Linked DNA regions of Homo sapiens: region 2 is linked to region 1. Evidence: read pairs that join two places in POLR2A ChIA-PET (ENCODE). Cell type or tissue: PC-9. All regions are shown on one strand. Links, peaks and the distances in the headings refer to the core of each region. The heading gives the core; the rest is flanking DNA.

Region 1 (5,344 bases), core at 1-5,000:
GAATCACCTCGCTGCCCAGGAACCCAGGCTTGGGGACTCACATGGGCCAGGAAGCCTTGTGCCCTCTAACTCCTAACCACAGCCACGGTGAGTGGAGCGGGGGAAAGGGGGAAGGTTGAGACTAGGGAGGAGAGTGGGCCAGGAGTGTGGGCTCAGACCCCAGGGCTGCTCCTCTCGCTCCCTGGTTTCCCAGCTGAGTGACCTTTGCAAGACACTTCTCCGCTCTGGCCTTAGTTTCCTCATCTGTAGAATGGGGGTCATCACACCACCTCCCTCACAGGTGGTGGTGATGATTAAAGGAGAGAATGCACGTGCGGTTGGAGGGGTGGCCACTACTTCTTGCCAAGATTCTTCCCCTATACCCCTCTCCTCTGTTGCTTCCTGCTCCATTGGCCAAGAGCTCTCCAGGAGAACTAGCAGGGGAAACTCAAGGCCCTCCTTGATGCTGGGGCTCTCCCCCTGTTAGCATCCTTACCCCATCCCTTTCACAAACCCTACTCTTGGGCCACACAGAACCACTGCCCCTCCTCGCAACACCACCCCCTTTTAGTGGCCCCCTTGGCTGCTCGGCTTCTCCCCTCCTCACCATCCACCACTTCCCAGGAAGCCATCACAGATCACTTCTGCTCAGAGCACTTGGTCCCACTGAGGCCCTGGGTGCCACGGTGCCCCTCTCTGCTTCCAAAAAGTCTGGGGACAGAGACCCAGGATATTCAACTTATTTATCCAGAGTGACCATAGCCCTGATTTGCCAGGACAGTCATGGCTTATCCATGGGTCCCAGCAAATTACTACCAGCACCACCTTCACTCTCAGAGGTGTCCTCTGATGATGATAAATTGTATGATCACACTACAGATAAGCACTTGTTGCATGAACACATTAACCTGGGGTGTGAAAGGTGGGTGGGCAAGTGTGGTGCGAGGAGGATAAGAGCTGGGGAGATGTAAGGACTGTACCTCCCCACTGGTGAGGTTCTGCAGCTCCTATTATAGGGTCTCTCTCTCTCTCTCTCATTTCTTTCTTTTTTTTTTTTTTGAAAGGGAGAGAGATAGAGATTCACTCTGTCACCTAGGCTGGAGTGCAGTGGTGCTGTCATAGCTCACTGTAGCTTCAAACTCCCAAGCTCAAGCGATCCTCCCACCTCAGCCTCCCAAAGTATGCTGGGATTACAGGTGTGAGCCATCGCACCCAGCCTATTTAAGGTCTTGAGGTCCTCCACTCCCCAGACACATTGAGGACCTGTGAACGCCCATGGGAGTTCTTGCCCCTTATGCTCTGGGGTCAAGTGGGAAGCAAGTGCGGGAGGGAGGGAGAAGAACAGGTAAAGGAGGGTCTCAAGCTTGCCTGCCTCACTGTTTGCTGGAAAGTCCCCCCCTTGAGGAGAGGAAAGGTGGACAATGTGAACAGTGGATTTGGAGCCTGAATCCCAAGGCTGCAGCTGTCTAAGATATCTTTTAAAAAACAGCCCTAAATGGAGCCCAGGAGAAACTGTGGTCTCCCCAGCAGGGGGCGCACCCCTTATCTGTTACTTCCCTTCTAGGCACCAAGTAACTATTAAATGCAGCCCATGATAGCCCTAACTTTTTGGCAGCCACTTAATATGGCTGGCTCCCACCAAGCCTGCAGCCCCCCAAACGCAGTCTTTTTTCATGCAGGCTGCCATTCTGAAAGTGTGCAGTTGTTTTCTTGGAGATAGAGAATCCCCTGTTGCCGAGAATGTCTAAGGTGTGGAGGGAATACCAGTTGATATAGGCGGCTGCTGGAGAGGGGCTTTAGGGTCCCTTTCAAAGCTAACAGTCAATGACTACATGAACACCACCGGCTAGAATAATTTTCATTGGCTGATGGCGGATGGAGTGGAAAATCAGAAAGTACAAGGGCATTCTGATTTTGGGAAGAGCCCCAGGCTGGGAGTCCAGAGGTCGGGCAGCTCAGAGTGACCTTGGGCTAGCTCTCCCTGCTCCTGAGTCCTAGGGCACCTGTGTTTGGTGCTCTTGTAGCAATTGCTCCATTATGAAGAAAGGATCCCACCCCAACTCTGCCAGAGCTTTACATGCACTTCCTCGCCACAGCCTCACCCCAACCCCTGTGAAGGAGGTCCTACCATTATCTTCATTCTGTAGATGAGGAAATTGAGGTTTAGGAAGGTTGGCATTTGCCTGAGGCCAGCCACCTGGTTTGTGGCAAGAGCCACGAGAGCATGAGAGAAAGGGAGGTGTGTGATTGTAGGGTCATGCTCTTAACCACAGCACCGCTGACACCAGAAGATTCAGGGGCGCTTGTTTTCCCTCTCCAAGCTAAAAGGGGGTGGGTGTCCTGGCCTCCTGGCCCACCAGTGGTCCCACAACACCTCTGCCCACAGCAGGGCTGGCGCTTATTTGGAGTAAGCGCTCCTCTGGACAAGGGAGCCAGGTCATCCACTGGTTGGTAATGGGGCGAGAGGACTCGGATCTTCTTAGTATACCAAGCAGGGCTCTCTGACAGGGATGTTGGGGGGCTCTGACGGCTGGGAGGGCGGTCAAATAAAAACCTCATCCCGGTGTTTTCCCTACTAGTTTTTCACGGGGAAAAGGAGTTTGTGCACATCTGACAATTTCCCACGCATGCCCTGCAGAGGCCGGCGAGATGCGGAGTCCGCGGCTGCAGGGTAGATCCCCTCCTCTGCCCAGCTCTGGGCCGAGCCCTTGGCCAGGTGGGGACCGGCGCGGATATGCCTCCGCTGGGCCTGCAGGCGGCGAGACTTACTTGGGTAGCGATAGTAGAATTCGTTCTCCATGTCGCTCAAGTTCTTGTGCGTCCTCTCTGACCACCAGTGGGCGTCGGCCTCGAAGTCGTAGCGCACGAACACCCCGAAGAGAATCACCATAATCACCTGCAGGAGCAGGCAGGTGAGCGGCAGCCGCCAGCGGAGGTTGGTGTTCCAGGCCATGCTGCAGGGGTGCCTGGCCGGGCTGGCAGCGGGCGGTTCGGACGCTCGGAGGCCGGCGGGGCTTTTGAGACCCGGGCAGGGGGGCGGGGCGGCCACGTGGGGCACGGAGCAGCTGACTCGGGCACCGCCCGCGCGCTCGCCCAACTGGCAGGGGCCCAACCCAAGCCGAGGGCCCCAAAAGATTCCCCGCGTCGGGCTGGGGGACAGCGGCAGGAGCAGAGGCTAAGGCAGTGGGCAGGAGGATCAGGGTGCCCCAAATTCTGTGTGTCCCGTTGATACTGGGGCCTTTCTCCTTTTGTTCTGCTGAACAGAGAAACACGGGGATCATTGGCCTCCCAGTGAGATCAGAAGGAATTCCCAGACCTAAGTCATCATCATCAACATCATCATCATCTGCCATCATCATCTGCATCATCATCTGTCCTTTCTTTTTCTGATTATGAAATTCATACAGGGCACATGAGAAACAAGGAATGTTTGGGACACTGTCACACAACAGAGCGGCCTGGGGAGACATCTGTGATGTGCTACCCCAGACTTGACCCTGGAACAGAAAAAGGATGTTAATTGGAAAACTGGTAAAATCCAAATAAAGCCTGAAAATTAGTTAATAGTGACGTTCCCATGTTGTTTTCTTAGTTGGGACAAATGTCATGGTTATGTAAAATGTTAACAGTAGGATAAACTGAGTAAGGGCTATATGGGGACTGTCTTTGCCACTTTTCTGTAAATCTAAAATTATTCCAAAATACAAGGGTTTTAAGAAAAAAAACACGTATAAAGGATTGTAAGAACAATTTAAGAGTTTTTCACAAGTTCATTGGTCCATAGTCAGGAACTGTCTTCTGGTTAAGATCTGTGATCTTGACATGAGTTAACCATAATATTTAGGTCTGGGAATTCCTTCTGATCTCACTGGGAGGCCAATGATCCCCATGTTTCTCTGTTCAGCAGTATAACAGTCTGTATATTGTCTGCTTAGTCTGTATATTGTCAAAATAAATTTGATTTTCTAATTTTTCTTTAAAAATACAGAGATAATTGTAGAGATTTGGAAAATACAGAAAAACACAAAGAAGAAAGTAAAAATCACTCATAATCCCACCACCCAGAGGCAATACTAATATTTTGGTGTATGTACTCTAGTCTTTTCCTAGCTCATTGAAGAGGGGCTGGAGGGGAGCAGGGGGAGTGTTTCAAACGATCATACTAATTTATAGCGTTTTTAACTCCTTTCATATTTTGTAAACACCTTCCCATATTATACTTCTACAACTTTTTTTCTTTTTCTTTTTCTTTTTTATTTATTTATTTTTTTGAGATAGGGTCTTGCTCTGATGCCCAGGCTGGAGGGCAGTGGCTTGATCATGGTTCACTGCTGCCTTGACCTCCTGGGCTCAAGTGATCCTCCCACTTCAGCCTCCCAATTAGCTGAAACCACAGGCATGTGCCACCAGGCCCACCTAATTTTTTTTTTTTTTTTTTTTTTTTTTTTGAGACAGGTCTCGCTCTGTTGCCCAGGCTGGAGTGCAGTGGGGTGATCTCGGCTCACTGCAAGCTCCGCCTCCCGGGTTCACACCATTCTCTGGCCTCAGCCTCCTGAGTAGCTGGGACTATAGGCGTGCGCCACCGCGCCCGGCTAAGTTTTTTTTTTTTGTAGAGATGGGGTCTCCCTATCTTGCCCAGGGTGGTCTTGAACTTATGGGCTCAAGTGATCCTCCCACCTCAGCCTCTCAAAATGCTGGGATTACAGGCATGAGCCACCACACCCAGCCTGCCACAACATAACTTTTATAGCAGGATATACTGTGCTTTATCTAGACAATCCCTAGTGTTAGGTGACGAGCGATGAGGTCATTTTTTATTTGTTTAGTATTACAAATCATGCTGTCATGAACATCCAGATATGTAAGTCTTTGCACAACTTTCTGTGAATTCCTGGAGGCAGAGCTGTTTCAATACATATCTCTAGATGTTCCCCTAGAAAGATTTTACGAGACAAAGCATGCACCCTGTGAGCCAGGGGTCAGTGACTTTTCCCATGCACTCTTGCCAATGCTGGCTTTAAAAAATCTTGCCAGTTGAAATCCCAGATTTGTAAAAGCCACTAATGCCATGTATAACATCTGAGGCTAAGCACCTAATCAGGGTGCTTGGAACTTGAGTGTGGCCACACTGTGCCAGCTTGGGGTACCAGGGTATCCCCACTCCCTTGGCAAAGAAGCAGCCAGACACTGCATGAGCAATACCAGCAATAGGGACCATTTATTAAGTTCCTGCGGTTGCCGGATCCTTTTGATATATATTTAAATTCTCAACTAAACACTTGTGAAGTGGACATTGTAGGTACATGCTACAGTTGAAAAACCTGAGTTCTCAGATTGGCTAAGGAACTTGCTGGAGATTCAAACC
Region 2 (5,370 bases), core at 95-5,094, 97 kb before region 1:
CGTTCATACGGTGGAATACCTATGCAGCTGTAAAAATCAGTGTGGTAGATCTCCGTATATGAGTTGATGTGGAAGGTTGGCCAGTTCACATGATAAGGTGAATAGAATAAGTTACAGAACAGGCTGTAGAGTATGATCTTATTTGTAGATGTTTAAAACTGAGTCATAAGTATGCTTATATACAGATCGTTTCTGGAAGTATGTACTGGAAGTCTACCTCTGGGGAGTGGGGATGGGGGAGTGCACTCTTCTATACTGTTATATTTTCTTTTCATGCTCCTAAGGTACTTTTATTGGAAGATGTAAAGCGGTTCAATGTAATAGGCTTAACTTCTGTCAACTAAGTTGGCGTGGGTGCTTTAAGAGGGTGGTAGTGATGTTGCTGGAGAAAGTATCCCACAGTCACTGGTGGCTTCAGCCACGGGCCATTTTGGGGCCTAATAATCACATATCATCATGGTTGCTAGTGTTAATCGAAAACCTACTAAGTGCCAGGCTTACTGTCTCTGGGTCTTGCTTACGTGGATGTCATTTTTCCAGTTGCACCAAATCGAAAGAGGTTAATTGGTTTGTTGGAGTTCCTTTGTAGGTGAAGGGCAGAGCCAGGAGCTTGGCTAGGGACAGGGGAGGTGAGTGGGGGATGGTGGATAGGTCTTGGCTCCCAGTTTCCTTCTGGGCAGACATTGCCCCTCTGCCCTGAGGACCTGCTTGTTTGGGGGAAGAGGCCTTTAGAGGCACCAGGGTCATGCCAGGTGTTGGACATGGTGAACTGGGAAGTGCTCCCATCTGGCCACAGCGCAGAAGTATCACCGTGCTGGGGGATGGGGAACAGGGCTGTGAATGGGCCTATTTGCATAAGCAGCATGTGTCTGGAGAGAAAGACATCACAGAGCAGAAGAGTGCGGGTGCCCAGGAGTGCACTTGCCACCCCTACTTCATCCCTGAAAGAGTAAATGGCCTGGAAGGTGTCTCTGAGAGGTAATGCCGCACACCACCCTCCCTGGGGGCAGGGTCAGGCTACACCTGCCTTAGGTCGGGGGCTGCAGCAGCCTGAGAGCTCTCAGTAGGGCCTCAGTAGCCTGGGAGGGAGCAGGGGCAGGGGGCAGGGAAAGAGGCGTAATGGGGCTGTCCAGAGGGGCCTGGGAAACCTGGTCCCTGAGGCCTGGGCACAGCTACAATCACTTCAAATTGGCTGTGGGGCCAGTGGACTGGGAAGGAAAAAAGCAATAAGAGTGACCAAGTGCAGAAGGCTGTCAGGTCCCAGGTCACATGCCTTAGTGCAGTGACTCCTCATCATTTTATGGGGTGTGGGTGTCGTTGGTACACCCATTTTACAGATGAGGACACCGAGGCCCAGAAAAGTTAAGTTACATGTCCTAAGTCACACAGCTTGTAAGTGCCAGAACTGAGATCAAAACCAAGTCTCTTTGACTTTAAAGTCTGTACTCTGACCCCAAAGAGATCCTGTTTGGCCACTTATAGGAGGTCCCTAAAGCTGCAGACTCCCCTTGCCGGCACCCACATATAGAGACATTAACCCTTCCCCTGCAGGGTCACCTCAAATAGTCTTTTAGCTGGGCTTCTCCTGCAATTCCACCTAATGCCATCCCCTGGGTTTTGCCCAAACCTGAACTGGGCAGTGGGGTGAGAGGAGGGGTTTACAGGGTTACAGAGCCTCATACAGATAGGAGCCCATGGCTGCTGGTCATCTGCATTCCTGCAGGATTGGCTGTTCCTTGGGGTCCTTGGCAGGAAAATGAGGATTGCTCCGAGGCCTGCTCCAGTACTTCCCAGAGGCTGGCCTGGTGTGGGGCTCTGGGAAGGCTGAGGCTGGAGAAGCGTAAGTAGGAGGGCAGAGATGGCACTCAGGTAGCTTGAATCACCAGGACCCTTCCAAGCCCCACAGGTTCTGAGGGAGTACTAGGGCCAGCTCTGGGAGAGGTCTCTTCCTATGCTGTGAACCCCCTGCCTTTCTTGCAGCCTACAACGAATAAATTTTCTTTGCAAAGGCTTCCGTGTCTCTGGTCAGTTTTTCTAGGAGGACATGAGTGAGGAAAGTAGCACTCCGCCACCAGCAAAAACAACTGCTTGTGTCTTGCGGTGTGGTGGGGACACTGGTATGGGTGCAAAGGATGGAGCAAGAAGTCTTACAAGGCTGGGAAAGTCTGTCTTCTTGACCTGAGCTAGGGTCATTTGGGCAAGAAGTGAAGGTCATGGCCAGTGCAAGGCCTACCTTGCCTTGAGGGTGCCCTGCCCTCAGGAGAGGGGTCCTGGAGGTTCTGGATTGGGAGCTAGCCCCCACGCTCCTTCTCAACCTCCATCAGTGTCTTCTCATGTAATTCTCACAATGACCCCATAAGACTGAATTCTGTCTTATAGACTAGGAAACAGAGGCTCAGAGAGACTTAAGAAATAGGCAAAGCCACACAGCTGGGAAGCAGTGGAGTCGGCCTCCAGATCTCATCTCTGTGACCAGAATGGGATGCAGGGGGTGGTGAGTCTCTTGAAAGCCGCTGATAAGTTTTTTCATGTATGAGCAAATTCACAACCCTGCTTTCATCACAGCATTCATTCTCACAAGGCCTTTGGACTGCAGAGAATAATCAGGACTTACTGTGCCAGCCACTATTCTAAGTGCTAGTTTGTGTATTAAATCGTGGCTTAATCCTCACATCTGTGTGCATAACTGGGCACTATCCTTATTCCTATTTAACCAAGAACGAGAGTGAGGCCAAGTTGGCCATCCAAAGTGGCCCGTGTGGCTCCGTGTGTGGTGGGGGAGGGGGGATTGCAGCCAGGATGCCAGCACAGTCACGTTTGTCTGTCCAGATGCCAGGCACTTAACTGCACACACTACCTCCCTAAAGGCCCCATCAACCTAGCCCGGGCCCACGACCCCAAATGAAACATCTTTCACTCGCCCCCCAGCAGCCCGGGCCGCGTTTGACCACTAGTAGGGCAGAACCACTGACCGGCAGGCGGCGCTCCCCGGGGCTCCCGGCTCGAGCCCCAGGGCACCGGGAGGAGTAAGGACCCCGAGCGGGAGGGAGACGACTGGGGGGCGCGCGGCACAAAGAGCTTTTTATTCAAATTTGTTTAGAGTTTCGCGAATTTGCATGAAAAATGTGTGAGAAAAGCCAGCTCCGGTGACCTCATCCGCACCTGCCATTAACGTTCAATTAGCGGCTGAATAGCGGCCGCCGACGCGACGTGCAGAGAATCCGGCCTGCCCCGCGCAGCGAGGGCGGCGGGCCAGGCCCGGGATAGGGTGGGACCGAGGGAGGGGGACGCGGCGTAGGGCCCCGGCCTACTCCTCTGGCCCGGAGACCCAGGACCTCGTCCGCACTCCAACTCTCCGAGGGAACGCGGGGATCTCAGGACTCACGAGCCCAAGATTGTTTGGAGCGCGCCGGGAGCCTTAGGATGCCTGGCTCCCTCTGGGCGCAGAAAAGGGCGGGCTTGCCTCCTCCCCAGGACGGAAGGTGGCCGGAAGAGCCCCGTCCCAGCTCAGATGGGCTTCCCCGCCATCTTCCGGACAAAGTGTCAAGTACAAGTTCAAGTTCAGGGCCAGGCCCGGGGGGGGGCGCTGAGCCTTACCCGGCCGCCTTTGTTCTCTGGCATAATCGCTCCCACGTCCCCCTCCCGGGCGGGGCCCAGCAGAGACCCCCGCCCCGCCCCGCCCCGCCGCGCCCCGCAGGAGCCTCCTCCTCCCGCCGGCGCGGCGCCTGTGCCCTGGTCCCGGTGTCCCCGCTCGGTGCCACCGAAGGATCTAGGGGCTCGGGCCGGGGAGGGGGTGGAGGGGGGAGTGGAGGCGCGATACGAACCCGTGGGAGCCTCCCCAACCCCGCAGTCCCAGCGGCAAACTGTGCTTGGTCGGACGGATGCCCGCGCGGAGGTAAGAGCCCTTTGCGGGATTCGCCCGTATCCCTGTGCCCCGCCCCCCGCCTGGGACTACGCGGGCCCCAAGGAGCGGGGCGGAGGATGGTGTGCTGAAAACCGGCTGGGCAGCCCCGCTGGGCCTCCGGTGGGGTGGGGGGCGCACTGTCGCTCCAGGGCTCTGGGGAGTACGAGGCCTGGGCGGTGGGTATGGAGGGCAAGTGCGCCCAGCCGAGGCCCAGTAAGATCGCCGGCCTTTCCCAAAGGCGTTTGGCTCACCCATCTCTCCTCGGCTAGCCTCTTGGTCTCCCCTTCTGTGTTTCTGGCTCTGGCTCTTCCTTGGCTCCTCTCAGATTTTGGCTGGAGGGGATCCTAGTTAGAATCTAGCTCAGCCAGGTCCTGAGGCCCCTCGTGAAGAGCCGGAGATGTGTGTGTGGCTCAGCTGTTAGGGGAATCAGCTGTGCCCACTCACTCCCCCATCCCATTCCCAGAGCCTAAAATAAAGTCCTGGGCCAAATGGTGGTTGCTGGGGCGGAGTGGGCTGGGCTGGGCAGTGACTTAGTGGCAGTGCAGGGGCCATACGAGTTCTTTTGTGTGTGTGTGTGCGGGGGGACCTCTTGCTGTCCCTGCTTGCCTAGTTCCTGGATTCCGTGCGGTGACAGGTGTTAGCTTGTACCTAGCTCATACCTCACCCAGTGCACTGCCAAGTTGAAAGGGCACGGGGGCTTCTTCTGAGTGGCCCAAATCTTGTCCCCTATACCTGCCTTTCACTCTCAGGTGCTTGCTTTGAGGTCATTTATGTACCCATGCTTTACATACTCTTCTAACAACCACAATATTTGGCTTCTAAATTCACAGCAAGTTAGAAGTAACAAATTAGAAGGGGGAAGAAGGCCTTTTCCCTGCAGCTGTACTGCTCCCATTGTGCGTTCCTTCCCCTCTTCTCTGTGTTGTCCTGGGATTTCTCACTTCTGGGATTTTACTCATGCTGAATTGCCAGCCTACTTGAGTACATTCCTTCCCAACTCCAATTGGCCAAACTTTGTCCAGTGCCTCCTCCTCCAGGAGGCCTACCCAGATTTTCTCCACATCTCTCCCTCCCTTGACACCTTCAGCAGAGGGTCAGCTGCACATCTGAGTACTTAGTAAATACTCAGTAAATGAAGTCATTTCTGGATGAATGAATAAAAAAATCATACATACACATAAATCTAACAAGCACTGAGATGGTCGAATTTTTGTTTTTAATATTGATTTAAATATAACAGCTCCCAGGGGCTCCTCTCCTCTGTTCCATCACATATGAAGTCTCTCACTTGCAAGCAAGAACCAGCCTGAAAACGTTGGTTTTGTGTGCTCTGTTAAAAAAAGAAAGAAAAATTCTATGCAAATTGCTTTAAAATTTAAAAAAGAAGAAGAAATGCCAGAAGGGATCCCCTCAGCCTCTGTGCAGCTCTGCTCTTCATCTGACGGGGCCCCCAGAGGGCTTAGAGG

The links. Peaks named below come from ENCODE experiments on the same cell type or tissue, not always from the same donor. Only the 100,000 strongest peaks of a DNase experiment are listed, where the experiment ranks them.
Region 2: POLR2A ChIA-PET joins it to region 1 with 11 read pairs; 2 of 35 experiments call an interaction of 5 or more read pairs at or near these places.

The regions. Positions count from the first base shown.
Region 1 is chr15:89,493,613-89,498,956 of GRCh38, forward strand. It overlaps RHCG (Rh family C glycoprotein), which reads right to left and starts at 2,971. Exons shown (of 11, transcript NM_016321.3): 1 at 2,749-2,971. The coding sequence starts at 2,932. In PC-9, for the core only: a CTCF peak has its summit at 1,562; DNase peaks (open chromatin) are centred at 2,139 and 4,839; H3K27ac peaks cover 546 bases.
Region 2 is chr15:89,396,478-89,401,847 of GRCh38, forward strand. It overlaps MIR9-3HG (MIR9-3 host gene), which reads left to right. Exons shown (of 6, transcript NR_190310.1): 6 at 1-2,011. It overlaps LOC105371031 (a long non-coding RNA gene), which reads left to right and starts at 3,694. Exons shown (of 3, transcript NR_160724.1): 1 at 3,694-3,895. RefSeq lists a silencer at 3,611-4,100 and enhancers at 3,647-4,172, 4,173-4,697. In PC-9, for the core only: no CTCF peak of the experiment used is centred there; no DNase peak of the experiment used is centred there; H3K4me3 peaks cover 890 bases.